2 separate regions of the Mus musculus genome follow, and region 1 is linked to region 2. The links are chromatin loops, found by intact Hi-C in ENCODE. Cell type or tissue: left cerebral cortex. All regions are shown on one strand. Links, peaks and the distances in the headings refer to the core of each region. The heading gives the core; the rest is flanking DNA. Region 1 holds the start of Pskh1 (protein serine kinase H1). Region 2 holds the start of Ddx28 (DEAD box helicase 28).

Evidence for each region. Peaks named below come from ENCODE experiments on the same cell type or tissue, not always from the same donor. Only the 100,000 strongest peaks of a DNase experiment are listed, where the experiment ranks them.
Region 1: it touches region 2 in a loop (5-fold over the local background); 11 of 42 quality-filtered maps call a loop at or near these places.

Annotation. Positions count from the first base shown.
Region 1 is chr8:105,895,212-105,910,984 of GRCm38, forward strand. It overlaps Pskh1 (protein serine kinase H1), which reads left to right and starts at 5,263. Exons shown (of 3, transcript NM_173432.2): 1 at 5,263-5,329. In left cerebral cortex, for the core only: no CTCF peak of the experiment used is centred there; DNase peaks (open chromatin) are centred at 2,770 and 5,194; H3K4me3 peaks cover 1,725 bases; H3K27ac peaks cover 1,492 bases.
Region 2 is chr8:106,003,600-106,019,372 of GRCm38, forward strand. Ddx28 (DEAD box helicase 28) reads right to left here and starts at 7,887. Exons shown (of 1, transcript NM_028038.3): 1 at 6,017-7,887. The coding sequence starts at 7,825. The coding sequence ends at 6,203. Dus2 (dihydrouridine synthase 2) reads left to right here and starts at 7,879. Exons shown (of 16, transcript NM_025518.4): 1 at 7,879-7,979; 2 at 12,225-12,366. The coding sequence starts at 12,241. It also overlaps a transcript of Dpep2 not described here. In left cerebral cortex, for the core only: a CTCF peak has its summit at 4,487 (motif pointing left); a DNase peak (open chromatin) is centred at 7,870; H3K4me3 peaks cover 1,666 bases; H3K27ac peaks cover 812 bases.

The DNA.
Region 1 (15,773 bases), core at 1,339-9,338, 110 kb before region 2:
TCCCAAGAGCTCTGGTAGAGACCCAGGATCTGCCAGAATGCACAGCCCTTCTCTGCCTTTCCCAACCTGGCAGAAATGTGGTGGCAGCGGCTGGGGACTACAACGGGGACCCCAGGGTGAGAGTTCTCCATCTCAGACTCCTACCCTCAACTACTCACCCCTGGTGGCCAGTCGAGGTCTTTCTCAGGTTCCTTGCGGCCTGCTTCTCCCTCTACTAAACCTCAGCCTTCAATACGTGCTCAGACTCAGTGCTCGGTCTTCTGAGGTCTGGACTGTCCAAAGAGAAGCCCACCCGGAAACCCCTGTCTAAGTCTAAACTCAACCCCCTGACAGGATCAGAAGTTACAAAAGCTGAGGTCATAAAGAGGGGTGCTCTGGCTTCTGCTTTCCACAAGTTTGCTCTTTGGGGTTTGCAGTGAGGAAAGAACATTATTCAAGAAGGCCTTTTGGAAGCAACAGTGTTCCACGAAGAGTATGTGGTGCGGGCAGAGCCACTGTTCATTGCACTGGGGCCAGAAAAACAGAGAAGGTTAACACTATGTCTTCTTTTTTTTTCCTCCTCCTCCTCTTCTTCTTCCTCTTCCTCCTCTTCTTTTTTAAGATAGGGACTTCCTATGTAGCTCTGACTAGCCTAGAATAGGCTGGCCTCAAACTTGGAGTGATCCTCCCGCCTCCTCTTCCAAGGTGCTAGAATTACAAGCATAGGCTGCCATTCCTAGCCTTAAAAATGAGGACTTTTGTGGACATTGTAATGGCCCCCTCGTGGGCTTCTCCTATTTTTGCTCCTTCTACTTTCTGAGTTGAGAAACTGATGCTTGTGTTAAGCTCCTTCCCACTTACCTACAAGGTTCTGCATTCCCTGCTCTGCTTCCCTGCAGAACCAGCTCTGCCTACCCAGTCCTTGAGGATGGGCAGTCTCAGAGGTAAGGTAGCACACGGGAGGTGATAGCACATTTGGAGGGCTGCCTTATAAGTGGCTCGGAATCGCTGGGGGGCTCGCTCAGCCAAGTGCTTGTCACACAAGTCGGAAGACCTCAGTTTGGCCCCTAGGGCCTATGTAAAACATAGAGTGGTGGCATGCACTGGTGTGTAGTCCCAGCCCTGGGGAGGGCAGAAACAACTGCATCTCTGGGAGTTGCTGGAGAGCCAGCCAGCCTCGCCTAATCAGTAAGCTCCAGGTGAGAGAGAGAGAGAGAGAGAGAGAGAGAGAGAGAGAGAGAGATATCTCTCAAAAAACAAGGTAGATAGCACCTGAGGAATGATGCACAGGTTGACCTTGGTATGCACACTCCCACTTCATACATACATACACACATACACACACACGCACACACACACACACACACACACACACACACAGAGGGAGGGAGAGAGAGAGAGACAGAGAGAGAGAGAACGAACAGGCCAATGAGATGACCTAGCACTCAGTAAAGGTACTTGCCTGCAAGTCTTATAGTCATCTGACTCCCACAAGTTATCCTCCGACCTCCACATAGGAATTGTTATATGTGTGCACATGTACTCATACATACATAAATAATAAACATTAAAATTCATCATTAAAAAAGTGGCACCAAAGCCGGGTGGTGGTGACTCACGCCTTTAATCCCAGCACTCAGGAGGCAGAGGCAGGCAGATTTCTGAGTTGGAGGCCAGCCTGGTCTACAAAGTGACTTCCAGGTCAGTCAGGGCTATACAGAGAAACCCTGTCTCAAAAAACCAAAAAATAAAATAAAATAAAATAAAGTATTTATTTATTTAATGTATGTGAGCACGCTGTTGCTCTCTTCAAGCACACCAGAAGAGGGCATTGGATCCCTTTACAGATGGTTGTGAGCCACCATGTGGTTGCTGGGAATTGAACTCAGGACCTCTGGAAGAGCAGTCAATGCTCTTCTGAGCCAGCCCCAGCCCCAAGCCCCTCATTGACCTAGACTTTTATATCTCACTATGTCGTCCTGGCTGTCCTGGAAAACACTACATAGACCAAGCTGGCCTCAAATACATAAAGATCTTCCCACTTCTACCTCCTGAATACTGGACCTAAAGTTGTGTATCACCTTGCTAAGCCTGTCTATCTGTTTTATAAAATACATCTATTGTGTGTAGGTATGAGAGAGGGTGCTGGCAGATGTGACACAGTACACGTGTGGAAGTCAGGAGAAAAAAACTTAACAGGAATCGACTCTCTCCTTCCACTACACAGATCTCAGGGATTTAACTCAGGTCACCATCTTGCTGGCTATATATATATTTTTTCAATGTGTGTGTGTGTGTGTGTGTGTGTGTGTGTGTGTGTGTGTGTAGCCCTAGCTGTCCTGAAACTATCTGTAGACTAGGCTGGCCTCAGACTCACAGAGATTTGCCTACTTTTGCCTCCTGAGTGCTAGGATTAAAGGCATGGACAGCTCACGTCTATTTTGTTGTTGTTGTTGTTGTTGTTGTTGTTGTTGTTAGAATATTCTTTCATCGTTCTTCTTGGTCAAGAAACAGCTATTTCTTGATTGTCCTCACCTCTTCTAGAAAGTACTCTGTAATTGAATATAAGCTGAATGGAAAGTATCTCAAGATATACACAGAGCTGGGGCTTTTCCCTGTCTCCGCATAACACTGGATTGTGACTACCTACATCCCAGTGAAAATTCACAGATGTGGACTCCTCAAAGGTAAAGGGTGCTTTTTGTGTCTCTAGCACCCAATCTAAAAATAAAGAGTACAGCGTGGAGAATAAGGAATGAAAGAATCTCTTAACTCCAACATGGGCATTTTTATAGTCAACATGAGCTTGTACTAAAAATGACTCCAGGGCATGTCATCCTGGGACACCTCCCTCAGCATGGGCGTATAGTTGGGAGTGGTGTGCTGGAGCTTCGGATCCTGATAGTTTTCTAGACCTAGTAAATGGCCAGGAATAGCCTGCTTCTGTAAGCAGGGATGGCTGCTCTGGCCAGCCATTGGTGGGGTGGGGATTACAACCCTCCTACAGTGACCTACATTTACCCTGATGTTTGCTCCCTAAGTCCCTACTCTGCCATGGGCTGGGATCGGAGGTTGAGTGGGGGAAGACTTTGCTCTGTGGCCAGGGGCTTAAAGGCTTTATGGGTTTTATCTCAGAGCTAGCGCAGACGGTTGGGATGATAGCCAAGATGCCGGTGCCTAGGCATAGCTACCTAGGTCTAAGCACGGTCACAGTGTTCTACAGCTGTAGATCTATATAGACAAGGTGGAGTTGACCATTCAGATAGATGTCCTGGGACCAGTTGCCATCACACCAGAACACGTTCCTGCTAAGCCTGTGTTTTTCCCTAGATCCCAAACCAATACCTGAATATACAGCGTATACGAGTAAATACTCGTTCCTTTATTTGCCAAATACCTTGACAAATAAAAGACTATAGATTTCTGAGTGTTATCAACTCTGGACTTCTATATTATTTTTTTATTGTGAGACTAAAATCATGATTACAATATGTTCATAGTAAATATAAGGATAGGAAATTCGTATGGAAAGGCTTGAGGGTGACATCTTCCCCGAGAATTCATATAACTGTGGAAATGTCAGAGCTGGATTTGATCCCAGATTTGGCCCCAAAATCAATGCTCCTTTTTTGTTGTTATTAAAATTATTTATTGGGCTGGTGAGATGGCACAGCAGTTAAGAGCATTGACTGCTCTTCCAGAGTTCATGAGTTCAAATCCCAACAACCACATGGTGGCTCACAACCATCCGTAATGACATCTGACGCCTCCTCCTGGTGTGTCTGAAGACAGCTACAGTGTACTTACATAAAAAAAATAAACCTTTAAAAATTATTTATTTATTCACTTTATCACCCCTTCCTTTCCTCTCAGTAATCAGTCACACAGGTCCTTCCCCCATCCACTTTCCCTGTCTCTTTTGAGAAGGGGAAGCCCTACTCTGGGTATCACCCCTCCTCATGCTGTTTTTTTTAGGCAAGGTCTCCCTGTGCAGCAGCCCTGGGTATCCTGTTGCTATAGACAGACCATGCAGGCCTTGAACTCAGAGGTCCCCCCTCTGCTTCCCAAATCACACCAGGCTGGGTTAAAGTTCATGTTTTTAGTAATCCCATAACCCTTTGAGAAACAAATTTCATTGCTGCCATTTTGAAAGATGGTCTTAATCTGTATCCCAAGAAAACTTATAACTTCTATAACCTGGCCTTTTTTTTTTTTTAAACCTCTCACTGCAATATCCCCTTAAATTCCTGAGTGCCAGGATTATAGGCATGTGGGAACACACTGATGAATTTTTTTATTGAGATAGGACCTTAATAAATACACCAGGCTAGCCTCAAACTAAAGTCTTTCTTGTTGCTGCTTCCAAAGTACTAGGATTACAGGCTAACGATGTTTTGTCTTTTTTAAAAAAGTAAAAGTTGTTTCAAAACCTAGTGTGTTAGTACAAAAAAAAAAATCTTTATTTTTTTAATTAATTAATTTTTTGTTTTTTTTTCAAGACAGGGTTTCTCTGTATAGCCTTGGCTGTCCTGGAAGTCACTTTGTAGATCAGGCTGGCCTCGAACTCAGAAATCTGCCTGCCTCTGCCTCCCGAGTGCTAGGATTAAAGACGTGTGCCCCCACGTCCAGCTTCTTTGTTTATTTTTGAGACAGGTTTCTCTGTAATAGCCCTGACTGTCCTGGAACTAGCTTTGTAGACCACACTGGCTTGGAACTCAGAGATCCTCCTGCCTGAGTGCTGAGATTAAAGGAATGTGCCCACCATGTCAAGCTTGGTAACAATCTTTTTTATTCGTTATTTTATTTTATAAATCTCGTGATTCATTTGTGTTTGCATCAATACATTAACAATCTTTTTTACTTTTTATTTTATGTTATAAATCTCGTGATTCATTTGTTTTTGCATCAATACATTAAAAAAAATTAGCCCTGGCGTGATGACACACTCCCTTGCCCTTCAAGAACTCCTTCATCTATAGAAGAATCTTGCCATTTTTTTTCCATTTCTCTCGGTCATTACCTTTCCCAGAACTTTTCCCTCCACAAATGGCTCCCCAGCGGTGTCTAGCGGCAAACAGACCCACCCCTGGAAAAGAGCTCTGCTCCGCCCCGAAGACGTTGATTGGCAGGCACTCCGAACCCCCCCCCCCCCCTACACACACTTGCGTTCGCGTCTGGAGGCTCCGCCTCCCTTCCGTCCCTTGGCCGCCCAAGTTTGTTTTGGCGTCAGGCGCGCGCAGTAATGACGCCACCACGCTGACGCGGGAGGATGGCGGCGGCGCCCGTGGCCTGGGCTGGGAGACGGTGGGCTGAGCCGCCGAGACTCCGGAGAGCCCGCCGCCCGCGCGAGGTGAGGCCTTCCGGCTCGGGGCTTCGGCCTGACCGGCGTGAGGGGCCTGCGAGTTCAGCCGCGGGCGCAGCCAGGGCCTGGCGCGACTCCGAGCCCTCGGTCCCCGTGCACTGGGGCCTGTGGGCTGGGGAGCAGGCCGGGCTGTGGCTACCCGCGGTCCCCAGGCATGGCCTCGAAACCTCCTGCCGCGTTAGGCCCGATGGACTTGGTCATCTGCCTGTCTGTGGCCCAGCCGTCCCGCGTCCAGCGCGGGTCAGGTTGATCTAACCTTGTTGTGTGCGGCGCCTACTCCACACCCTTCCCTTGCGACTGAACGCCAGGGTCCTGCGGGGGCCATCGATCGCTTCCATGTACTGGCTGGAAAAAGGGCCAGAGTCCAGCTGGGTCGCTTGCAAGGCAAACCTGTCATACTTATAAGGAGAGCCCCGCTCAGTCCTCTGAAGCTGCTGCGTGTATAATTCGCACCAGAAAAATCACTCGTTAAAATTGCCTCCTTAGTCACTGTAGGGAAAAACTAAACCTTGTAGCCTGCAGCATTCAAAGCTTATCATAATCGGATGTGGCCTACCTAGCCCTGCAGAGAACGCCTGGGCACGTCTGTACTGCGATTATGTAGTGTTTTGTTGAGGCATGTGAGCCTCCTATTAACTCTGTGGTTTCATACCCTCGAGGTTCAGATAGCTGCTTTCTCGGTTTGTGAAACTTCCGTTCATTTCCACCCTCACTCACCAGTAGAGGAAATTAACCTGTGTCTTTTTGAATCTATCACCAATGTCTTTTCCTTGGAAAACTGTCTCCTGCGTTCACACAGTAGTAGTGTTTAGTTAAAGCTATCGGGACACTGACTTGAATAGATACAGATTAAGCCTTGGGGGAACATCTGTCATGGCCAGCATTTTGAGATAGTCACAGCAAACAGTGACATCTTGAAGTATTTTTTTTCAAGATACAAATTCAAGAGTTTTACTCTTCTCTAGATGTGGTAGACTACACTTCCGATCAATAAGGGCTAGTTTAGGCTACATAGTACATTTAGGACGAACCTGGGCTATATGAGACCCCGTCTCAAAAACAAAATACTCCAAAGCCCTGGTTTGGTGGTGCATGCCTGTGATCACCGCACTCCTGAGAGAGAAGCAGGAGGATGCCCAAAAGTTAAAGGACAGTCTGATATAGTGAGGCTGTCTTGGGGGTGGGGTGGGGGGAGTCTTCACTTTATTTTTCTGCTGATTTCGTTGATGGAAATTGAACTCAGGGCCTGAACCCTTTTCACTTAGCTACATGGTCAGCTTACAATGTATGGTAGCTTAAATGCTGTAACCCCAGCATTTGCGAAGCAGAAGGAGCAGGATTACCATGGTACTTGAGATGATCCCAGACTGCATATCGAGTACCAAGTCAGCCAGGACTACAGAGTGAGACCCTGTCTCATGAAGCAAAACAAAAAATAAGAAAGAAACAAGATATGAGGTAGAAATCTGTGCTTTTAAAGTTTTTTTTAAGTCTCCTTCCTCCCCCTGTACAGTGATTGATCCTGGGCATTTTGCATTCTAACAACTGAGCTGTGTCCCCTTTTCAGAAAATTGTGAAAATGATGCAGTCAGGGCATAGTTGTGCACACCTGTAATTCCAGCATTTAAGAGACTGAGGCAGGAGGATTGCTCTAAGTTTGAGGTCAGTCCTGCTTCTATAGTGAGTTCATCAGTCAGTGTAGCCTGGGCTACAGAGTGAGACCCTGTCTTGAAATTAAGAAAGCAAAGCTAATGATATTACTGTACTTCTTGGATGAAGATTTGTGCTATTGCCCCTGGAAGCTACTGGCCTTGTAGACTCCTGTTATGGATCGTTGCCCATACCTTGGAAAGACTTTGAAAGATCTAAATATATGCCAATAATGTTCTATTGAGGTACACCCCTAGCCCCAGAAAACTTCCCTGTCCATCTGTCTATCTCCCTGTGTGTATGTGTGTGCTCACTCGTGTCGGTGAGTAGGTAGGTAGGTTGGAGACAGTTTGTGAGAGTTGGTTCTCCTGTTGGTTCTAGATAGAATCGGGGGTCAGTCTTGACAGCAGGTGCTTTTGCCACTGAGCTCTCTTGCCAGCCACATCATGGTTGATGTTTTTGGTTTGGATCTAATCAAGACTAATACCACTGAGGTAGAACCCTGGCCATCTTTTTCACTTTTGATTTTTTTTTAAAAACATTCTTTTTTTTAAACAATATTTATTTATTTATTATATGTAAGTACATTGTAGCTGTCTTCAGACACTCCAGAAGAGGGCATCAGATTTTATTACGGATGGTTGTGAGCCACCATGTGGTTGCTGGGATTTGAACTCAGGACCTTCAGAAGAGCAGTGGGCACTCTTAACCACTGAGCCATCTTGCCAGCCCCACTTTTGATTTTGAGATGGGGTTTTACTACGTTATCCAAGCTGGACTTCAACTCACTCTGAGACAGGTCTTGGGATTTTCCTGCCTCAGCTTCCTGAGTAGCTTGGATTATGGGCCTTTCCCACAAGCCCCAGCTAGATAATGTCATCATTTCCCACCCCACCCCAGGGTTCTTTGTGTAGTTCTGGCTGTCCTAGAACTCATTCTGTAGACCAGGCTGGCCTTGAACTCACAAAGAGTTCCTGTCTCTGTCTCTTGGGTGCTGGGATCAAAGGCACACACCACTACTGCCTGGCAAAAACGTCTTCTAAAATTGTTCTTCATATTGTCTGTGTGTGGGATGATGCCCTGTGTCTTGTGTTTTCTTCAAGGTCATTTGTAGGTATCTGAGAGCTCTGATAACATCATTTCTCATCAGATAGATACAGTTGATCACTCCTCTAAAGGGATTTAGGGTTCTAATTTACTAGAGGGTGAGTTTGCTGAATAGGCAAGTTTTCTAAGTCTAATTGTAATCCTGTGCTTAAGATGAATAAATGAGCCAGAGAAAGTGCAGCCTACAGGAAAGTTGCCTCTGACTTTGAGGTATAGTTTCACATTGTAGATTTCCTTGTCACTTGGAACAGAATGTCCTTGAGAATCCAAATGCTTGTGGGATCTGAAACAGATGCTGAAGTCAGTCACAAGGTCATAGTTGGATGAGTGAAAATTTGGTTTGGCCTTTCATTTGGCTTTGTTAGTATGAGGATGGTCTATGAGCTACTCTGACCTTCCTCAGTGCTTAACCAGCCGTGTGGTGATGTTACTGTGCTGTAAGCCGTTGACACTATTGACCCTTAAACTTCAGGACAGCTCAGAGGAGCTGTCTTCATTGACCTAGAGCACTAGACAGTAGTGTTATTCTCTGTGTGTATCTTGACATATGGAGAGAATTTGAGAAGTAACGCCCTAGAAAGAGGTAAGGAATTCTGAGAACTGGAAAGAGGCTTTTCCAAACACCTTTTGGCTAGGTCATCACTGACCTATTCTTGACACAGTCTTTCATTGTCAGCATAGTCGATGTTAAGGTAGAAATATGTGTGATGTTTTCCTTTGCTGTAAGAAAATTAGCTGAGGGACTTTTTCAGGCTGCAGATTTGAAGTGGCCTTTCTGGGCGTCATAAGAGTGATGGGTCAGCTGGGATTGGTGACCCACTTCTTTAATCCCTGTACTTGGGAGGCAGAGGCAGGGGATCTCTGTGAGTTCAATGCCAGTCTTGTCTACGTAGTGAGTTCCAAGACAGCCACAGCCACTGTCTAGTAAAAAAATCTGTCTTGAAAAAAAAATTAATGGGTCAAAGGATTTTATGAGGACTGTCCAGACTGTAAATCCCTTGAGAGCAAAGACTGTCTTCTTTTTATCACTGTCCTAATAGAGTTTTTCCAAGGCAGGAAATCAGTAAACATTTGTGGGCTAGGAAAGGAGAACTCAGGGAAAATTACTAGATCAGTATTTCTGAGGGTGGGGTTAATAAAAATGTAACAATTGCCAGGCAGAGGTTGAATGCACACACCTTTAATCCCAGTACTTGGGAGGCAGAGGCAGGCAAATCTCTGAGTTCAACTGAGGCCAGCCTGGTCTACAGAGTGAATTCCAGGACAGCCAAGGCTATATAGAGAAACCCTGCCTCAAAAACAAAAGGTTGTTTTCTGACCTCTATATGCATGATATACACAAAACACACATCATACACATACACAAATAATGATGATGATGTTTTTGAGATAATAGTCCTGGCTGGCTTAGAACTTGCTACATTACCTGCTTCTTCTGCCTTCAAAGTACTGGGAATAGAGGTCTGTGCCACCATATGTGTCACATATATTTATATTTATATATGAATGATAGGTTTTGTTTCTCTGTGTAGTCCTGGCTGTCCTGAACTACAGAGCCTGAACCATGCTGGCCTCGAAGTCAGAGATCTACCACCTCTACCTCCCTAGTCCTGGGATTACAGGCGTGCACCACTACCACCTGGCTAAGAAATTTTAAAACACCATTGCCAAAATGGTGCTGAGATATAACTCAGTGTTGAGCACCTGCCTTGAATATGTGAAGCCTTTTGATCTAATCTCTTGTAATAATAAGAAAAAAAGGGCTGGTGAGATGGCTCAGCAGGTAAGAGCACCCGACTGCTCTTCCGAAGGTCCGGAGTTCAAATCCCAGCAACCACATGGTGGCTCACAACCATCTGTAACGAGATCTGACTCCCTCTTCTGGAGTGTCTGAAGACAGCTACAGTGTACTTACATATAATAAATAATAAATAAAAGAAAAAGAAAAAAAATCATATCTAAAGAGAAGGAGAGCTGGAGATAAAGCTCAGTCAGTGGATGGAGTGCTTGCCTGGCATTCAGGAAGCCCTGGGTTCAGTCCCTAGCACCACAAAGGACTGAACGTAGAGATACAGGTCTGTGATCTCGGAACTTTGAAGTAGAGGCTGGAGGAACAGGAGTTCAAAGTCATCTTTACCTACATAGCAAGTTCAAGGTCAGCACGGGCTGTATGAGACCCTCTCAGTAAGTAAAAGAATCAATGAATAAAATCTCTCATGCATAATAGATACATACACTTAGGCGTATTCTACACTATATCACAGATAGCGATTCTGGTATATAGTATCAATGTTGATTTACATAGTTTTGCTCTCCTTTCTGTGGCACTGAGGGCTGGCACAGATTAGGCAAGTTGTCTTCCACTGAGCTGTACCTGTACTTGTAATGCACCTTTCTATTGCGTCATTGAAGAGAATTCCATTGTATGAATTATTTTAATTAATTTTTTTGTTGCTGTTTTTTCTTTTTCGAGACAGAGTTTCTCTGTGTAGCCCTGGCTGTCCTGGACTCATTCTGTAGACCAGGCTGGCCTCAAACTCAGAAATCCGCTTGCCTCTGCCTCCCAAGTGCTGGGATTAAAGGCGTGCACCACCACACCTGGCTTTTAATTAATTTTTATGCCCTCTTTTATTTTCATTTTGTGTCATTTTTTGAGGTAGGGTGTCATGTAGCTAGGGCTGGTTTGGAATTAGTATTCTCATTGCTGACTATGTGGGTTGTTTCTAAGTTTTCTCTTATATTTGCTACTTTGTGTCAGGGTGTGTGTGCATGTGCCACACATGTGCACATGGTGGAGGTCAGGGGACAACTTGTAGGAGTGTGTTGGTTCCTTATCCCATGTGGGTTCTGGTGAGTGAACTCAGAATGGCATGTTTGGCAGCAAGTCCTCTTAACCTGGTGAGGCATCTCGCTGGTGCCCTCTTCCTCTCCTCTGTGAGGCAGAGTCTGTGTGTCTCTGGGTGCATCTCACGTTTGCAGCAGTACTCCTTTCTCAGTCTCTCAAGGGTTGGGATTACAGGCCTGGACTGCTGGTCCAAGCCGATTAGAACATTCTTTATTTACAGTTTTGTTTGTTTGTTTGTTTGTTTGTTTGTTTTTCTGTTTAGCCTTGACAGTCCTGAAACTAACTCTGTAGACTAGGCTGGCCTCAAATTCACAGAGATCTGCTTGCCTCTGCCTCTTGAGTGCTAGTGTTAAAGCTAATTATGTTTTTAAAATTATTTGTTTTGTGTGTATATGTGTTTATATTGTGTACATGTTTGTGTGTGCGCATGTGTGTGCACATGTTTGAGGGTGCATACACAGATTGTGTACCTACAAGTATATATGGAAGCCAAACGTAAATGCCAGATGTCTTCTCTATCACTCTCACTCTTGCTGATGAAATATTTTTAGATTTATTCATTTTATTTTGTGTGTATGATTTGCCTGCATATATGTCTGTGGAGGTCAGAAGAGGGCATCAGATTTCCTGGAACCAGTTAGAGGTGGTTGTAAGCCACCATGTGCGTGTTGGGAATGAGCAAGTTCTCTGTGAGAGCAAGTGCCCTAATTCTGTATCTGCCTTATTCACTAATACAGGATCTCACTGAGCCTGAACCAGGTGGGTAAGAATTACAGGCCATGAGCTCCAGGAACCCTCTGGCATCCCCTGTCCTCAGTGTGCTGACATTACATTTCTGTGTCATAATGCCAGCTTTCCACATGGTTGTTGGGGACCCACACTCAGGCTCTCATGTGTACAGGACAGATCGCTTATGATTGAGCCATTCCCCAAGCTCTCATTTTCCAACTTAAAAAAATATATACTTTTGTTGTGCTGGGTTTGAACCCAGAGCTTCACGCATGCTATGTTTGAACTTGGGTACAGGTTGTATTTCCAAACCCTAATTTTTCATTGTGTTGATGAAGGTGCCATGAGTTTTCTCTCATGGGTATCTGTTCCCTCGTAAATGTGGTTTTGCAGTGTTGTTTCTAGAAATGGAATTGCTGGGTCAGTCTCCATGTTGTAGAGGACAGAGTTCTCCCCATGTCTGCAGCTGCTCTTGTTCAGGAGATTTATCTAAGAGGACAAGAATTTCTGTCTGGTGTATGTTTGTCTTGTGATGATGAGAAGTGCAGTTTAGCAATCACCTACTCCTGAGATCACTGCCTTCCAAAACACGGCCTCAGGATCCTCTGGTTATTTATATCTCTGTGTAGCCCTAGCTGTCTTCAAACTCTGTCTGCCTCTGCCTCCCCAGTGCTGGGATTAAAGGCGTGTACCACTATGCCCAGCTTGGTTCAGGATCTTTAGAGGTTTAAAGGTTATCTTGCTTTACTGTGGGGGAAACTGTTGGTGAGTAAGATTGGAGAAGGGCAAATGCTTGTTTTCCACCACTGGGAGATTCACAAACCAGGCCTCTGTTGCTAGCTCTTTTCTCCTGGCCTTCCCCATAAATAGAGTTAGATCTGGAAGCTTGTGGACAGACTTACTTCCGGATTCAAGTAACCTTTAAAACCCAAATAAAACCTTTAAAAACATTGTTGTCAAGGATGGCTTCTTTGTAAGTCTTGAAAGTACCTCAGAACCTTTTATTGTTGACTCACAGAAAATAGGAAACCAAGTATCTACCACATTTCTCTCATTGTTGACAGACTGACTGAATGCTTTCTGAGCTCTGCACTTTACCAGGTTCCAAAGGAGGCCAGGAGAGCTGAGAAACAGGCCTTCATCAAGGAGCTGACAGTGGTGTAATGAAAGGCAGTGGAGAACAAAGCTGTGTAGCCAGACCCAGGGCTCAGACCTGCAATCCTAGCACTCAGGAGCTTAGGCAGGATTGCTGCAAATTAGAGGCCAGCCCTGGCTACATAGGGAGTTCAGGGTCAATTAGGGATACGTACATAGCAAGACTCTTGTAGAAAAATGAAATAAAGCTGTGAGCTGCATGATAGATTATAGTTGGTATCTGAGTTTCTGAACATAGGCTCCTGAGAAAAGGGCTCAGTAGATGTGTGTTGACTCACCACCTTAGTGATGTGAGGAAACAGTTCAGGCTTTGACCTCTTGAGGTCAAGTTCTGCTAGGCCCAGATACTTCTGAAACCTTTACTGTCTAATGAAAAGATTCTTGCATGGAGAACCAAGAGACAGGAGTCCATGATTAGCCACCTCTACTTGAGTAGCTTTGGATAATTTCCCCCTACCTCTCATGGCTGGTCATGTCTGGAGTGTCAGGGAGGACAGTGCTACCAAGTGCTCACTCCCTCTGCCGCTGTGCAGCATGCTGGGGCTTTCCCTAAGGAGTGGTTTGTAGCAGCCTGGGATCTGAAGATATAGAGCAGACCCTGGAGAAAAAATCATCTCTGTTAGTTTTGTGACTTGGATGTAAATGGTGTAACATGACCTCAGGGGAGTCTTCTGAGGCTTCCAACTCATCCCATCTACTCCAGTACCCATGCTGGCTACTAAGTTGGGCACATACACAAGAAAGCTGGAGGAATAGTTTCTTCCCAAGCTTTTATCAGCCACCATTTTCCCCCATGTCTTCATTTCCACTTCATCGACATGGGAAGAGAAGTTAGCAGATATGATGTTTTGTATATGCTTGGCACAGGGAGTGGCACTATTAAGAGGTGTGGCCTTGTTAGAGTAGGTGTGTCACTGTGGGTATAGGCTTTAAGACCCTCACCCTAGCTTCCTGGAAGCCAGTCTTCTGTTTGCACTCAGAATAAGTGTAGAACTCTCAGCTCCTCCTAATGCTTTGCCTGCCTGGATGCTGCCATGCTCTCACTTTAATGTTAATAGATTGAACCTCTGAACCTGCAAGCCAACCCCAATTAAATGTTTTCCTTTATAAGAGTTGCCTTAGTCATGGTGTCTGTTCACAGCAGTAAAACCCTAACTAATACAGCAGATATGATTGGAACTGAGCATATGAAAGGCAGAGACAAGTGAATTTCTATGTGTTTGAAACTATCCTTGTCTACATAGTGAGTTGTAGGCTAGTCAGGGCTACATGGTGAAACCCTGTCTCAAACAAAACAAAACAAAGCCAGAAGCCGGGCAGTGGTGGCACATACCTTTAATCCCAGCACTTGGGAGGCAGAGGCAGGCAGATTTCTGAGTTTGAAGCCAGCCTGGTCTATAGAGTGAGCTCCAGGACAGCCAGGGCTATACAGAGAAACCCTGTCTCGAAAACAAAACAACCCCAAAAACCAAAAAACCAGATGTGGTTGGAATGTGGAGCAGTCTTGATCTGGATCTTGCGTGTGTCCCTAGCTTTCAGAGCTGGTGCCTCTTCTCTTCCAGTTTCAATCTGCATTTGTGTTGCTAGAACATTGATAGCAGCTTTCTAATTGGAATAAACATGGTGCCTTACTGCTAACTTTATTTAAAGGGAAAATTCAGGGCTTTTTCTTTATAAACTTTAGTGTTTCTCATCAAGTGTGTTTGGCTAGATAAAGTGAATTATTGGTAAATCTAGAGTTATTCTTTCTCACTAGGTAGAAGTGACTTCTGAGTGGCTCATGCTAGATCATCCGTGCAGTTTGTATGCCCTCTCACTCTCTCATCAGTGGTAGATGTTGCTTGAGGATCAGGGGCCAGAGCCTGTTCTGTGCCTCAGGAATGTGGGTCCAAGAATGGTCTTCTTCCTGGGTTTCAATTCATTGGTTTTCCTGAAGGAAGAGAGGAATTTGCAGAATTTTTTGGTTCACAGTTCTAATCTTTGGGCTTTATCAGAAGGAATCTACTTTCTAAATGTCTTTGTTTAAATACTATGCTCTGAATTAGGAGGACTGGTCCAGTGACCTGAGTTCAACTCACGGGATCCACGTGTGGCGGGAGATACCTACCTGACTCCTGTAAACTTATTCTGACCTATCACCCCCATATACAAATAGATAAATAAGTAAATAAATGTAATACAAATTTAAAAATTTGAAGACTACATATGGGCTGCCAAGATGGCTCAGTGGGTAAGAGCACTGACTGCTCCTCTGAAGGTGCTGAGTTCAAATCCCAGCAACCACATGGTGGCTCAAAACCACTCTCTTTCAGAGTGTCTGAAGACAGGTACAGTGTACTTACGTATAATAAATCTTTTAAAAATTTTTAAGAAAAAAAAAAGACTACATACATGTAAGTCCATGTGGACCCAGCTTTCCAGTTTGGTAATACCAAACCCAGAAGATGAATTGTTTCCTTTCATGTAAGGAAAGGTAAACTTGATTCTGCAGAGTACCATATTGGCATAGTAAGTGAAATCTGAACTTTAGTCTGTGCTCATCAAAGACTTCCTTTATGTCTGATGGATTTGCTTTGTTTTGTGTTTCCTTCTTTTCTGTACCTCTCCATGTGTGTGCATGCACACGCATGTGTATACATGCAGGCACTTTTACTTTCTTTCTTATTTATTTATTTTTCTTAAAGATTTATTTATTTATTATATGTAAGTACACTGTAGCTGTCTTCAGACGCACCAGAAGAGGGCATCAGATCTCTGTTACAGGTGGTTGTGAGCCACCATGTGGTTGCTGGGATTTGAACTTCGGACCTTTGGAAGAGCAGTCGGGTGCTCTTACCCCCTGAGCCATCTCACCAGCCCTTACTTTCTTTTTTTAATTCTCTCATACAATACATCCTGACAGGTTTCCCCTCCCTCAATTCCTTCCAGCCCACACCTGAGACCTCC
Region 2 (15,773 bases), core at 3,331-11,330:
TCCATTCTACCAAAAGAACACCTGCTCAACTGTGTTCATAGCAGCTTTATTCATAATAGCCAGAAACTGGAATGACTCAGATGTCTGTCAACCAAAGAATGGATAAACAGAGTTTAATACACAATATGTGATTACTCAGATGCTTAAAAAATGACACCATGAAGTTTTAGGCAAATGGATGGAACTAGAAAAAAATAATCCTGAGTGAGATAACCCAGACACAGAAAGACAAACATGGTATGTACTCCTAAATGGATATTAGCTGTACAGTAAAGGATAATTATTACAGACCTAGGGAGTCTAAGTTACACGAAGGGCTTAGTGGGGACACGTGGATCTCCTGGGGAGGGGAGGAGTGAAATAGATTGCAGTGGTAGACTGGGGATGGGATGGGTGGGGATGGGAACAGGAAAGATCAGGTCAGGGAAGGGATGGAGGGAGAGAGTATAGGGAGAGTCAACTGGAATTAAGGGTGGGCATAACGGGACAAGGTAGAAACCTAGTACAATAGAAACTCTGGTGAAGACTCCTAGTAATAGTAGATACAGAACCTGAACTGTCCATCTTCTGTAACCAGGCAAGGCCTCCAGTGGAAGGACTGGGGCGCCACCCAAGTCACAAAACCTTCAACCTACAATATATCCTGCCTGCAAGATGTGCTGGGCTAAGGGTGGGGCAGAACATGAGTGAGTGGCCAACCAATGACTGATTCTACTTGAGACCCACATCACAAGAGAGAGCCCATGCTTGACATGGCTTCAAAAGCCTGGATAGCCCAGAGACCTAGGGTAGAACCAAACACAAGGGGCCAAAAAAAAATCAATTAAGTGATTCCTAATAATATTCTGCTACACTTGTAGACAGTAGTCCAGCAACACTGTCATCTCAGAGGCTTTCATGTAGCAACCAATAGCAGCAGATAAGTAGATACAGAGACCCACAGCCAAACATTAGACAGAGTTCAGAAGAGGGGTCCTGGATTGTAAGAGTCAGAGGGGTCAAGGACATCATAAGAAAATGTCCCACAGAACTAACTAACCAGGGCTCATAGAGACTCATGGAGACTGAAGTGACAATCAGGAAGTTTGCATGGGTCTGACGGAGGTTCTCTGAATATATGTTATGGTTGTGTGGCTTGGTTGTTCTTGCGAAACTCCTAAGAGTGGGAGCAAGAAAGAGCTGTCTTTTATTCTCGTGCCTGCTTTTGGGAATTTTCCCCTCCTACTGGGTTGCCTCATCCAGCCTTGATTACTAGACGAGGGTGTGCGCCTAGTCTTATTGTAACTTGTTATGCCGTGTTTAGTTGATATCCCTAGGAGGCCTGCTCTTTTCTGAAGGGAAAGGAGTAGTGAATCTGTGGGAGAGGAGAGATGGTGGGGGTGGGGTGAGGAGATGGGAGGAGATGAATAAGGGGAAACTGTGGTCAGGATATATGAGATAAGAATGAATAAATAGCCTTGACAGTGGTGGCACACGCCTTTAATCCCAGCACTTGGGAGACATAGGCAGGCAGATTTCTGAGTTCGAGGCCAGCCTGGTCTACAGAGTGAGTTTCAGGACAGCCAGGGCTACACAGAGAAACCCTGTCTCAAAAAACCAAAAATAAAAAATAAAAAGTAAATATATATTTTTAAATAAATAAGTAAAATTTAGAAAGGGAGTGGTCCTTGCACTTCTTAACCTCTGAGCCACAATATTGACAGCTCCTAAACAGTAAATCTTCAAAAATTCTAGTGAGCACCTCTACTTGAAGCCTCTAGAAGGTGAAGGTAGGAGGATTGCTACAAGTTGAGGCCATGACTTATCTACCTGAAGGGTTGTAGGCCAGGTGAGCTACATACTGCAATTGTCTCAAGGAAAAACAAAAAAGAATAAAGGATTTGAAGGTACCAGGCATGGTGGTACACACCTTTTATCTCAGCACTCAGGAGGCAGAAGTAGGCTGATTTCTGAGTTCAAGGCCAGCCTGGTCTACGTTGTGAGTTTCAGGATATCTAGAGCTACCTAGTGAGACAAAAAGGAGGGTGGGTAGAATTATTTTATAGCCCAAAAGGAAAGCTAAGTTGATAGATTAGGAGCTTTTAAAATAGATGGCATGTTATTTGTCCTCAATACAGAGCATGAATAGTTGGACTCTGGGTCAGTGGTATACCATTTCTTCTAATCATGACTAGAGAAATTCTGAGGGGTTACAGACAAACCTAAGAGGAATATACAGTCCCCAGTGAAGTTACATGTACCTCAAAGTTCCTTGTGCAGATAGATGCCTGGTATAGACTTACTTGAATAACAGGCTTCACAGGGGACAGAGGACAGGTTAGAATTAATATAAAATATGCGATCAGTCATTCTCAGACAGGCAGACTTGTCTGCCGTATAGAGACAATAGGAATGCTTTCCTAAATAGTCCAAGTTGCTGTAGTTATATTACCATGGAAACTAAGGGGTGTGATGTCATCACTACTTACTGAGGTCACATATGGAACCTGTGACTTGAGGGATAAACTTCTAAGCCTTGATGTTTTAAGGGGAGCAGGGCAGAGGCAGCAAGGAATCCTGTCAGGGCTCTTCCACCTAGCCTATTAAGTAGCCTACTTGAGCACGGCTGGGTGAGCACGACCCCAGCTGCCTCTGGAGGGTACAGAAACACAAACTCTGATGTTGGTCAGAGTGAAGTTTAACCTTACATAGCAAAATTGACTTCCTTGCCCCTAAATAATAGAAAGGCAGACATTTGGTTGGATTAGAGAGCCAGAGAGGGTGGATATGGTGGTGTGTATCTTTGATCCCATCTCTTGAGTTTGAGACTAGCCAAGGCAACATTAGACTCTGTCTCAAAAGGAGAAAAAAAAAAGTCAAATCTGAACAAGTGTAAAAGATATACCAGTTAGCAAAAATAAAAATCTGGGGCTGGAGAAATGGCTCAGCAGACAAGAGCACTGACTGCTTGTCTATAAGACCTTGGTTCATTTCCCAGCATTGACATGAAGACTAACAACAGCCTGTAACCCCAGTTCCAAGAGGATCCAGGGCCACCTTCTGACTTTTGAGGGAACTGCATGATTAGGGTGCGCAAACATATATGCAGGCAAAACATCCATAAACATAAAATAAAAATCTAAAAACCAAGCCGGGCATGGAGGCGCACACCTTTAATCCCAGCACTCAGGAGGCAGAGGCAGGCAGATTTCTGAGTTCGAGGCCAGCCTGGTCTACAAAGTGAGTTCCAGGACAGCCAGGGCTATATAAAGAAACCCTTTCTCGAAAAACAAACAAACAAACAAACAAACAAACAAACAAAACCCTGAATGGACACTCTTGCATGCACTTGGGAGTGGATACAGGGAGATCATGAATTCAAGCTCATCAAAAGTTATTAGAGCCTGAGATTAGCGCCACAAAATACACAAACATTGATCTCAGCTAGACAGGGATGGCTTATTGAACAAACACCCTAATACTGATCAGGGTCCGGTCAGGGACATAGCTCAGAGTTATCTGAACTACGACATCAAACATTTCTCAAGGCAGGTTTATAAAGGGCGGGAGGGGGGAAACCCCTATAAAACACACAATGAGTTCATATGCAGGTGCAGGAAGTGCTGCCCAGTGGTCAGCTCTGACTCAAGCCATTTTTAGAGATAACAGTTCATATTGACCTTTAATCTGATGGGCCCTACATAAAGCTTTGTGGGATTTCTCAAGATTAACAAACCTCAGAACATACAGAACAGAACGGGGAATGTGGTCATCATGACCCCACTCTGAGTCATTTTTTCCTGTGTCAATGACTGGCAGGCATATTACAGCAACAGTATGAAATAGCTGACAGGCATGGAACAAAATGGCTACAGCTATGATGGGGGCGGGGGGAGGGTGGAGCAGACCTCAACAGAGTGTTTTCCCATCAACAAATAAATGCAATGTTTAAAGGGCGAAGCACTCATGGGCTCCCTCCAATAAATGTAGGAGTAATAATAAGAGGCTGAGGTGGGAGGATCAGGAAGAGTAAGAGGTTAGCCTGGATTACAGAGTAAGACCCGTCCCAAAACTGAAGCTGGGTGTGGTGGCGTAGGAGAGGCATATATGAGGCATATGCTACCACACCCAGCTTTAATCCCAGCATTTGTGAGGCAAAGGTAGGAAGAGCTAAGTTTGAGTCCAGTGTGGTCTACAGAGCAAATTTCTTGCAGCAGGGCTGCAGGGGTACATAATGAGAACCTGTCTCAAAAAAACAAAACAAAACAAAACAAAAAAACAAAAACAAAAGAATAAAAAAACAAAAAACCCCAACAACTTAAAACTGAAAAGACAAAACCCAAAAATAGGCTCCTTCTACCCTTGCCAAATTTAAACAATGAAATCTCTGGGAACTGGTGAGATGGCTCAGCGGGTAAGAGCACTGACTGCTCTTCCGAAGGTCCTGAGTTCAAATTCCAACAATCACATGGTGGCTCACAACCACCTTTAATGAGATCTGACGCCCTCTTCTGGTCTGTCTGAAGACAGCAACAGTGTACTTATAGTAATAAATAAATCTTTGGGCTGGAGTGAGTGAACCACATGAAGGCTCACAACCATCTGTTCAGCTACAGTGTACTCATATACATAAAATATTTTTTTTTAAAAAAGGAATCTCTGGACTTATCCAAGGTCACACAGATAATGTATTTGCTTTTAGAAAAATTCTTTTTCACATTTACTTTTTGTTTGTGTGCCTCTGTGTGTGCCCATGCTGCACAAGATGGTGTTGAGGTCAGAGGACAACTTGAGGTAGTCAGTTATCTCCTTCCCCCATGTGGGTTCGGGAAAGGAACTTGGGTTGTCAGACTTGATGCCAGGTGCCATAATCCATTTAGTCACTTCATGGGACCCTGAATCAGTGTTTTTTGGTTTTTTGTTTTCCCAGCAACACTACAGCTTCGTATTATTCATGATGGGATTTCAGATTTATAGCTGACAGAAACATGACGATAAGCTCATCATATTTACAAGTGTTGTAGGTGATTATATTTAAAGTTAGGAGGATGTTAAAAGTGTTGGAAGGGAAAACAGGTCTTGCTAGTGACATTACAGAGTGGGATTGGCAGGATATTTTTGTAGAAATAGTATTTTGTAGAAAACACACTCCTGGCACAGAGACATAAAACCAATGGGCAACCCTTTCCCTTTCCTTTTCAAAACACACAGGCTTGGAGATGCAGCGGTAGAACACTTGACCAACAAGCTTGAGGTCATGGGGTCAAACTGCCAGTATGGTAAAACAACCATGACAAAAAGAAGCAACAGCAGCAACAATAAAAACCAAACAAGGACTTAGATTGATGGCCCAGAAGGTAAGAGCGCATACTTGCAGAGGACCAGAGTGTGGTTTCCAGCACCTGCCTGGGGACAGTCACAATTGCATGTAACTCCAGCTTCAAGGGACCTCACTCACTCTCTTAAGTTCTGAAAGTGCCTGTTTCATGTGCACTTAAGCACACGTACATACCACACATAGACAACTTCAAAATCAATCTAAAAGAAAAAAAAATCAAAGCAACTTAACCCAAGCCAACAAAATCCTACATATGGTAGAGTGTAAGTCATAAAAATCTACTGAACTCTATTCAAATGGTGGTTACTATTATAGGTGCCCCCCAAAAAATAGTATTAGCTAAGTGAACTCAGAGATCCACCTGTGTCTACCCCCTGAGTACTGGATTAAAGGCATGTGACACCACTACCAGGAAAGGGACCCTGTCTTTAAAAAAGAAAGGAAGATTACTAGAGACCAAGTCCATTATGTGATATACAGTGCCAACTTGTTTCAAAACACACAGATAAATCACTTTTTAAAACTCCTAAGAGGTCCACTGAGATAGCACAGTGGGTAAAGGCACTTGTCAAGCAAGTGGGATGATCTCAAGTTAGATCCCTGGAACACACAGAAAGGTGGAAAGAGAATCCTGACTACACAAAACTGCCCTCTGACCTCCACACACACATACAATGAGAAGAAAAAGAAATCATGACATAGTGTAAAGTCAAAATCCACTTTATTTTCTGAACGTTACTTTCCAATCCTGTCCAGTAGTTTACTTTTCAAATCTCCAAACAATTCATCATGCTTTCAGAGAGGCAAGGGCTGGCGTGACTCAATGTCGCCCACTGACAAGTGTTCAACTTCCTGCTCTAGCACTAGATTCAAGCCAACCAAAAATCAGGCCTTTTGAGGCAAAGGGTCCCCCACTGAAGATGCTAGTCCTGGAAGGCTTCTCCTTCGGCGAGCTGCCAGTTCAATTTTCTGAACCAGGCTCACATCCCAGGGGTGGGTCACAAAACTGATAACGGACCCTGGCACTTCGCTGCCCACACGACCCACCCTTCCTGCTCTGTGGATGTAATCCTGCAGGGTAGGGGGGAAATCGTAATTGATAACCACTTCCACGTGGACACTGTCTAGGCCTCGGGAGGCGATGTCTGTGCAGACAAGTATGTTCTGGGAGCCCTTCTGGAAACTCTGGAAGATACCTGCCCTCATTGAGGCCGGCATTTGCCCTTGCAGCCTTAGATGTTGAATCTTGTGGTCATCCAGAATGTACCCAAGCCAGTTCACGGTGCTGGCGCTGTTGCAGAATACCAGGACAGTTCCCGAGGGTTCCGTCTTACTTGCTTTGTCCTGCTGTTTGAGGATCTGAACCAGTTCTGTCACCTTGTCTGCTCCCTTCAGTCTCATAAATGTCTGTCTGACATGAGGCATGAGACAGTGCAGCTTGGAGCTGGTAATGGTGGTCAGACTGTCTGGACTGGTGACTTTACTCAGTAACTGGTTTAGGCCTTCTGGAAACGTGGCTCCCACCAGCACTAACTGGGCTTTGGGATTAAAGGGGTCTTCTAACTCGGCTGGACTTTCTGCTATAGGGCTCTTTTCCAAGATGTAGTCCACCAGTTCCAGGAAGCTTTCATCTAGCAGTGTGTCTACTTCATCTAGCACTATGAAGTTAAGATGCTGTAAGCTGATCAGTTGACTTTTCAGAGCCTTCCACAGCGCCCCTGGAGTAGCCACTAACACATCGGCTGCCGGTCGTCTATACAGCTGAAGTTTGAGCCTACTCATCCCGAGGCCTCCGCCAAGTTCTATCACCTGCAGGCCCAAGTACCCACCCAGTGACTGGGCCACTGCCTGCACCTGTTCGGCTAGTTCTCGGGAAGGTACCAGAACCAAGCCTCGAGGAGCCGTGAAACTGCGGGAGTCCAGGTCTGACCCTCTCAGGAGCCGCTGAAATAGGGGCAGTAGGTAGCTAAGCGTCTTGCCACTGCCAGTTTCCGCAGCGCAAAGGAGGTGGCGGCCTCGAAGCAGTGGGGGGATGGTTTTCGACTGCACTGAGGTTGGCTGCACAACTTCGGGGACAGCCTCCTGAAGCGCCAGCAGCACTCGGGGTTCCAGACCCAGGTCCACGAAGCTGCCCCGGGACGAGAGGTTCCTCAGGGCGGGCGCCTCTTGCTGCACTCGCTCTATGGAGAAATGGTCTTGCCGCGATCGCCGATGCTTCCAGCCACGGGAAGCCAGTGGCGCTCGCTCCCAACGGCCCAGCGTGAGGCGTGCGGGCTGGTTCAACTCCGGCCGCCGCGCCGAGACCAGCAGGGGACCGGGGCGCACTAGCACTGGCCGCTGCAAACTCCCACGGCCGCTCTGTCGCTGTTCCTGCCGTCGCTGCAGAGCCCGCGGAACGCGCACCACTGGCAAGGACTGGTCGGAACCGCGCACCACTAGGTTCCGTCGAGGCTCCAGAAGCAACCGTACTGCTAACGCCAGCAGCCGCGATGGCCCGGCTAAAGCCATATTTCCCTTGATGCAGAAGAGGCGCGCGCTAATGACGTCAAGCACGCCACCGTAGTCTGGAGTACGGTGGCTGGCGCGGATCAGGGTGGCGTGTGGCGCTGCAGCACCGGCTGGAAGGAGGGAGGAGGATCCTTAAGAGTTCAGTGGCTGCGAGGTCTGTAGGTTTCCACCCGGCATGGCGATGTCCAGATTGGAGTCATCTTTGGGGAAGGGTACTCGGTGGAGGCAGGAATGGGAGTCCGCAGTAGGAGGGGGCCATGGGTCCCTGGCTCAAGGAATCGAGTGAGGATGGCCTCTGTCATTTGAGTGCTTAATTTCTGATAGTCTTAACTTGTGGTCTTCATTGCCTCGCTCAGTCATCCCATAGAACTCCAAAGGTACAAAGTTCGACGATGTTTTCGTAGATATGCAATCCACTCAAAGCCTGGGTGATGCAAGTTTGCTGAGACTGAATGAATGGTAGGCCAGGGGACTGAGACAGAAGTTGGGAGTCTGGGTTTAAGCTCAACCCAGTTCTTTAGTTTAGAACCCAGAGTGCATGCTGGTGGCCTTCAGCTTATTTCGTCTTTGAAGTTAGAGAGATGGTCTCCGTTCTTTCAGGTGTAGTTTCTCAGGTTTTTTTTTTTTACACTTTGACCCTACCTCTCCAGGCAAGTTTCACCCTCCTTTCCTTGTCGTCGCCCCCCCCCCCCCCCCATGCATCTCAGCCTGGACCCATCACTCTAGCGGTCTGCTCATAGCCACTGGCTTCTCAGGCAGATTCCGAATTGCCTGACTAGAAGTAGAAAGAAGGGTCCCGTTACCCTCCTGGAGTGATGAAACTTATCTCACATAGCACCGGTCAAGCAGACTACTTGACATGAATTTAGTGGTTCAGGTTATTAAACGTTTAATTTTTTTTTTTTACTTCATACTTTTTGAACATATCTGAAAAAATGGGCATCAAGTGTCTGGAGTGGGAGATAAGGTCAATGTTTGTGGATTGATTACCTGGGAGGTTCCTAACGTCTGGAGAAAGTGTTTTAATTTCATTCATGGGCTGGTGAGTTGGCTCAGTGGGTAAGAGCACCCGACCGCTCTTCCGAAGGTCCGGAGTTCAAATCCCAGCAACCACATGGTGGCTCACAACCATCTGTAACAAGATCTGACTCCCTCTTCTGGAGTGTCTGAAGACAGCTACAGTGTACTTACATATAATAAATAAATAAATCTAAAAAAAAAAAAAGTTTAATTTCATTCATTAGAGCTGGCCCTCCATATTTATAGGTGGACCTCTGTGGAATTTTCCACTGTAGAGTGAGAATATTCATGAAAAAAAATGTGTCTGTACTAAATATGTATAGACATTTTTCTTTAATGTTACTCCCTAACAATACAGTATAACAAGTATATACATCATGTTTATATTGCATTAGTCATAAGCAGTTTGCAGATGATTTAAATCATGTGGGAGAGCGTTGGGGCATAGCTTTGTGATAAAGTGCTTGCCTATTAGCGTTTGTGAAGTCCTGAATTCAATTCCCCCCTAAAATCAAAAGTACCTAGGAATTTTATGTAGGAGCTTGAGTATCCTCAGATTTTGGTATCTTTGAGGTTCCTAGAACTCCTAATAACTACCTATTGATGACTTTACCATTACATAGATTAAAATTTAGTTGAGTGTGGTGGCAAATGCTGTGAATTCCAGCACTTAAAATTCAGAGGCGCCGGGCGTGGTGGCGCACGCCTTTAATCCCAGCACTTGGGAGGCAGAGGCAGGTGGATTTCTGAGTTTGTGGCCAGCCTGGTCTACAAAGTGAGCTCCAGGACAGCCAGGGCTACACAGAGAAACCCTGTCTCAACCGCCCCCCCCCTCCAAAAAAAAAAAAAAAAAGTCAGAGGCAGGTAGATCTCTGAGTTGGAGGCCGGCCTGGTCTGTATAGCATGTTCCAGTCAACCTGTACTGTAATAGCAAGACCCACCTTAAAAAAAAAACAAACATAGGACATAGGTTATTTAATTTTATTTTTCTTCTTTATTGTAGTGAGGATGCAGGCCAGGGCCTGTGCATTGGTAATAGTCAAGTGCCTTACTAGTAAGCTACAGTCCTGATGCTTGATTGTTGCCCCCGACCCTGTGCTTTCTTTCTTCATGGACCCCTGGCTAGCTTAGAGCTCACCATGCCCAGCCCCAGGCCCAGCCCCAGCCCCAACCCCTGACTTTTTATTTATTTATTTATTTATTTATTTATATGTAAATACACTGTAGCTGACTTCAGACACTCCAGAAAAGGGCGTCAGATCTCATTACAGATGGTTGTGAGCCACCATATGGTTGCTGGGATTTGAACCCATGACCTTTGGAAGAGCAGTCAGTGCTCTTACCTGCTGAGTCATCTCACCAGCCCAACCCCTGACTTTCTTTTTGTTTCCACAGTCTCTCCCTTCGAAATATTTCTAGAACTGCTTACCAACCTCGTTGAATCGCTGTCATCTCTCAAGTTGATTTACTGAGTTGCCTTTGAGTTGATCTCCCTGCTGTCTGTCCATCCGTTCCTCCATCCGTCTGGGTGCAAGTCCCCTCATGACCCCTTCCCCTGTTTGCTGTTAATACAGTAGTCAGTGTGATCCTCTGACAACATGAGTGAGCTCCTGCTACTTCCCCACTTATAACCCTTTACAGGGTCACTTTTTGAAGAGCCAACAGAGTCTTAAGACTCAAAGACCTGCATGATCTGAGTACTGCCCCATATCATCTAACTGCTGCTCCTAAAACATTGGTCTTCCACAATTTTCCCTGTTGTGTAGTTTATATTATCCTCTTTACGACTCCTCCAACATACCAGATTAACTTCTGCCTTGGGTCTTTCTCCCTGGCTATCGCCTCTGTTGAGCGTTCTTCTAGATCCCTACTTGGTTAATTCACATCTCTGTTTAAGTCGTATCTTTTTAATTGAAGCATACCTCAGCTTCTCTATTAAAAACTGATCCTGGGGGCTGGTGAGATGGCTCAGTGGTTAAGAGTTCAAATCCCAGCAACCACGTGGTGGCTCACAGCCATCCGTAATGAGATCTGATACCCTCTTCTGGGGTGCCTGAAGACAGCTACAGTGTACTTACATAGAATAAGTAAATAAATCCTTTAAAAACAAAAAAGAAAAAGAAAAAAGAAAACCAATCCTAATGCTTTCAGTCTTGTTTCATCTGCTTTTTTTTTTTTTTTTTTTTTTCTAGGCAGAGTTTCTCTGTATAGCCGTAGCTGTCCTGGAACTCATTTTGTAGACCAGGCTGGCCTCAAACTCAGAAATCCTCCTGCCTCTGCCTCCTGAGTGCTGGGATTAAAGGCGTGTGCCACTACGCCCGGCACTTTTTTTTTTTTAAATTCCTGTGTGCTACTAATTTCCCTGCATACTATATAATTGATTATTTATTTATATGCTTACTGTTTGATACTTGTACCCCCCCACTGGGCTGGACACTGTGAGGCAGGAAACATAGTCTTGCTGGTCCATTTTGTTCTCTGAGATGATGACAGCTTTCTTCCCAAGAGACTGTGACAGTGACTGGCACTTAATGAATAGTTGTTATGACTGAACATGAATCAGAGATCAGTATTCAAAGGATGGAGAAAGCCTGCCCTGCATGACAGAAGGGATTTTTTTCCACGTATGTTTCTTTTTTTCTTCTTGTTTTCATGTATATAAGGATTTTTGCCTGCACGTGTGTCACATGTGTGCCTGGTGCCTGTGAAGGCTAGAAGAGGGCACCAGGACCCCTGAAACCGGAGTTACAGAAGGTTGCAAGCTGCCATGGAGGTCTTGGGAATCAAACTTGGGTTCTCTGCAAGAACAGCAAGTGCTCCTGACCACTGAGATTTCTCTCCAACTCTACATTTTTTTAAAAAGATTTATTCACTTATTTTATGTATATGAGTACACTGTAGCTGTACAGATGGTTGTGAGCCTTCATGTGGTTGCTGGGAATTGAACTCAGGACCTCTGCTTGCTCCAGCCCAAAGATGTATTTTTTTATTTTATGTAAATACACTGTAGCTGTCTTCAGACACACCAGAAGAGGGTGTCAGATCTCATTATGGATGGTGGTGAGCTACCATGTGGTTGTGAAATTTGAACTCAGGACCTTCAGAAGAACAGTCAGTGCTTTTAACCGCTGAGCCATCTCGCCAGCCCTCTACATTTTTTTTTTTTTAAATTTAAAAGTATTTTTTAATTGTGCGCATGGTAGGGCATGGTATGCATGGAGATCTGAGGACAGTGTTCAGGAGTCAGTTCTCTCCTTCTACTGCCGGTTCCAGGGATCGAACTCCAGATGGTCAGGCTTATGCAGCAAGCGCTTTTCCCCACTGAGGCAGCTCACCTGCCCACCACTGTATTTCTAACCAATATTTTTGCTTTCTTCAGGCATCACAGAGCAGGAATGATTGTGAACAGCCTCTCCCTGTGCTACCACAATAAGCTCATCTTAGCCCCGATGGTTCGGGTGGGGACTCTGCCAATGCGCCTCCTAGCCCTGGATTATGGAGCGGACATTGTTTACTGTGAGGTAAGGTATTCCTTTCTTTCTGGGAGTCACAGGGGAGCAGGGACAGGTTTCATCTTTAGGTATGGCAGTGTGTGGGAGACTGAGGAGGCAGAATGGGACCTCCACTCATGATCTCTCACTAAAGTCAAAAGAGATCCACACGCATGATACTGATGAGTTCTGTTGGTCCTGATGCCCTCAGGACTTGGGCAGTAGAAGGCTGTGGGTCAGATGGGCAGATAGATAATTTGTCATGTCACTGCCCAGGCCCCATTCAGTACACCCGTGAACTAGTTGAAGTTCGGAAGAAGAGAAAGAGAATCAGAATCGGAGTAAGAAGCACGTTGACGAGGTTGGTGTTGGTAGTCACAGGATTTTTTTGGGCACTAAGTCAGTAAGTGTATCCATTGGCTGCCCCAGAGATATTAGGGCTTTAGAGTCAGGTTCAGAAAGATCTGATAGGAAAATGGAATTGCCGGAGTAAGCTGACACGGGACAGTGAGGGAGTGTTCTCAGTTGAGCACTTATCAGAAATAGCTGGAGATAGTTCTGTTATCCATGACGTGTGTGTGTGTGTTAGAGGAGGCTTCACTCCTTGTATCAGGAACAGGCAGAGGAAATGAAGCAGGATACTTCCTCCAACTGGGCCACATCTCTGCAAGTCTCTGACACCTCTCAGTCATATCTGTACATCGACTTATTGATGAAACCCAAAGCCCCTTTTGGAAATGTTGCAATAGAGATTAATCCTTTAACAAATGTGGCTTTTGGTTGTTTTTTCTTTAATTAATTTTTATTTATTTATTTATTTTTGGTTTTTTCGAGACAGGGTTTCTCTGTGTAGCCCTGGCTGTCCTGGAACTCACTCTGTAGACCAGGCTGGCCTCGAACTCAGAAATCCGCCTGCCTCTGCCTCCCAAGTGCTGGGATTAAAGGTGTGCGCCACCACGCCCGGCTCTTTAATTTATTATTATTATTATTATTATTATTGGAGATAGCATCTTAATAGCCCAGCCTAGCCCAGAGTCTATACTGTTGCCTCAGTTTCCCAAGCGCTAATCTTAGATGTGAGAGCTACCTCGCTTAGATCCAGCTACATGAGACCCATCTTGACAAATATAAAAACAAAAATACTCTATAGCTAATCAGCCAAATAGATGATCAACCAAATAAGCAAATGAACTATGAGAAGAAAGCCAGGAGGTATTTGATAAAAGAGTGAGGCAACTGGGAACAGCCGAGGTATATTAGAGGGCTCGGGGCTGAGGCGTGAATAGCAAGCCAGGAAGTAGAAATTGGGCTGTCAGGTGTTTAAGGGTAAGTGGGGCAGGGAGAGTGCGGGCGAGTATAGGAAGTTTGAGGTTTGAAAGGAGAGTATAAAGGAAGTTGTTTATAGATGACTTGCATGTTTGTAGACTAAGAGGAAGGAAGACAAACACACGGGGTGGGGTAAGGTGATAGGCAAGGTCAGGTCTTGGGAGACCAGTCAGGCTTTTGTTCTCAGTACCAGAGATGAAATCTAGCTAGGGCTTTGCGTAGACCTTCAACCATGAGTTATGTTCCAATTTAAGGTTCTTTTAACAAAATGTTCATGTGTGGGGGAGCTGGAGGTGCATGGGAAAGTCACGTGACGACCTGGGAGGTGGTTCTTTAGTGCCCTCCTGGGTTCTTCAGGTCAAACTTAGGCCATCAAGCTTCTTCAGGAAGGTCTTTTACTTTGTACACCAGGCTGGCCTCGAACTCAGAAATCCGCCTGCCTCTGCCTCCCAAGTGCTGGGGTTAAAGGCATGCACCACCACTGCCCGGCAATTCTTTTTTTTTTTTTTTTTTTAAAGACAGAATCTTACTTTTGTTACCCAGACTGACCTCAGTCTCCAGAGTGTTTAATCCAGTTGCCTGTTTTGTGTGACCTTTTTTTCTGGAGAGATGTGAACCAACGTAATACTCATCTCAGATGGGGGACCAGTGACAGAGCCAAGTACAGAGTCCAACTTTGTGAACCAGTGAGGGATTTTTGTTTGTTTGTTTGTCTGTTTAGATTATAATATAATGATCCAATGAATTTTATTGGCCTTACTTCAGGAGTGTGGGTGAGGAGTTACATACAGGAACAGAATGAATGACAACTCTTAAAAGACAGACATGTAGAGTATATTGTACAACTTTCAGGCAGCCAGATAGATTGGAGATTGTCTCTATTCCACAACTCGGTCTGAGCTGCTTCTAGCCGCTCAGCCAGGCTGTCTTTCCCAGGTGGCTTAACTAATCAGAGAGAGTACTTTTTAGGAGTCCTTATCACTTATGTATGCTTGGGGTGGGAGGAGCTTGGTATATCTGTTTCAGGAACTTCTGGAAGCCTTCCTGAGCTGTTTACTTCAGGAGTCTATGGCCTTCCTTTTAAAAAGGAAGGAATGTTTCATCTCCCCTAGAAACATCCTGTGTCCAGGGCTGTGGTGGCGCATACCTTTAATCCCAGCACTTGGGAGGCAGAGGCAGGTAGATTTCTGAATTCGAGGACAGCCTGGTCTACAGAGTGAGTTCCAGGACAGCCAGGGCTACACAGAGAAACCCTGTCTCAAAAAACCAAAAAAACCCATCCTGTGTCTTTGAGAGGCCCCCCCTCCAGCATGGAAGGTTAAAGGATAGGTTTCACCTCTCTTTAGAACATCCAGTGTGGCTAACTAGCTCTCCTTGAGGATAAAAGGTTTTATTTTGGAGGAAATTGCTTCACAATACCTAAGCTTCTTGGCACAGTGTAGGACCTGCCCTTCTCTGAGATGACAAAGAAGAAAGAAGTTATGGAAGAAAAAGAAAACAAGGGTTCCTATGGCTACAGGCTACAGGAGGATTAGGAAGCCACTCTTCTGTTGAAAAGGAGAAATGGGATACTGAAATGATTTATTGATAACCGCGCTGGTTAAGCCAGTTAATGTTCTGAGTCCTTTTATTTTATTTTGTTTTGTTTTGGGTTTATTTATTTATTTATTTATTTATTTATTTATTTATTTATTGAGACAGGGTTTCTCTGTATAGCCATGGCTGTCTTGGAACTCAGACCAGTTTGTAGACCAGGCAGGCCTCGAATTTAGAAATCTGCCTGCCTCTGCCTCCTGAGTGCTGGGATTAAAGGTGCTCGCCACCACGCCTGGCTACTGAGTCCTTTTATTAATGGCTAGACCAAGACCAGACTAGTGCCTCTGAAAAGTCTCTTGGTGCCCAAGATCAGATGTAAGGGTTTTCTTGGCAAAGGTTATCTCGGCAGTCAGGAGCCAAGAAGTGCCACAAAGACACACCATGCAACAAACCTCACAGGAGAGATTCATTGGGGAGACACAAGGTGGCTGTCACCTCTGAACAGGAGGAGAGACAGCAGAGGGCTGGACAAAGGGGACGGCTTTTATGGGGCCTTGGCGCGTGTGCAGTGAACA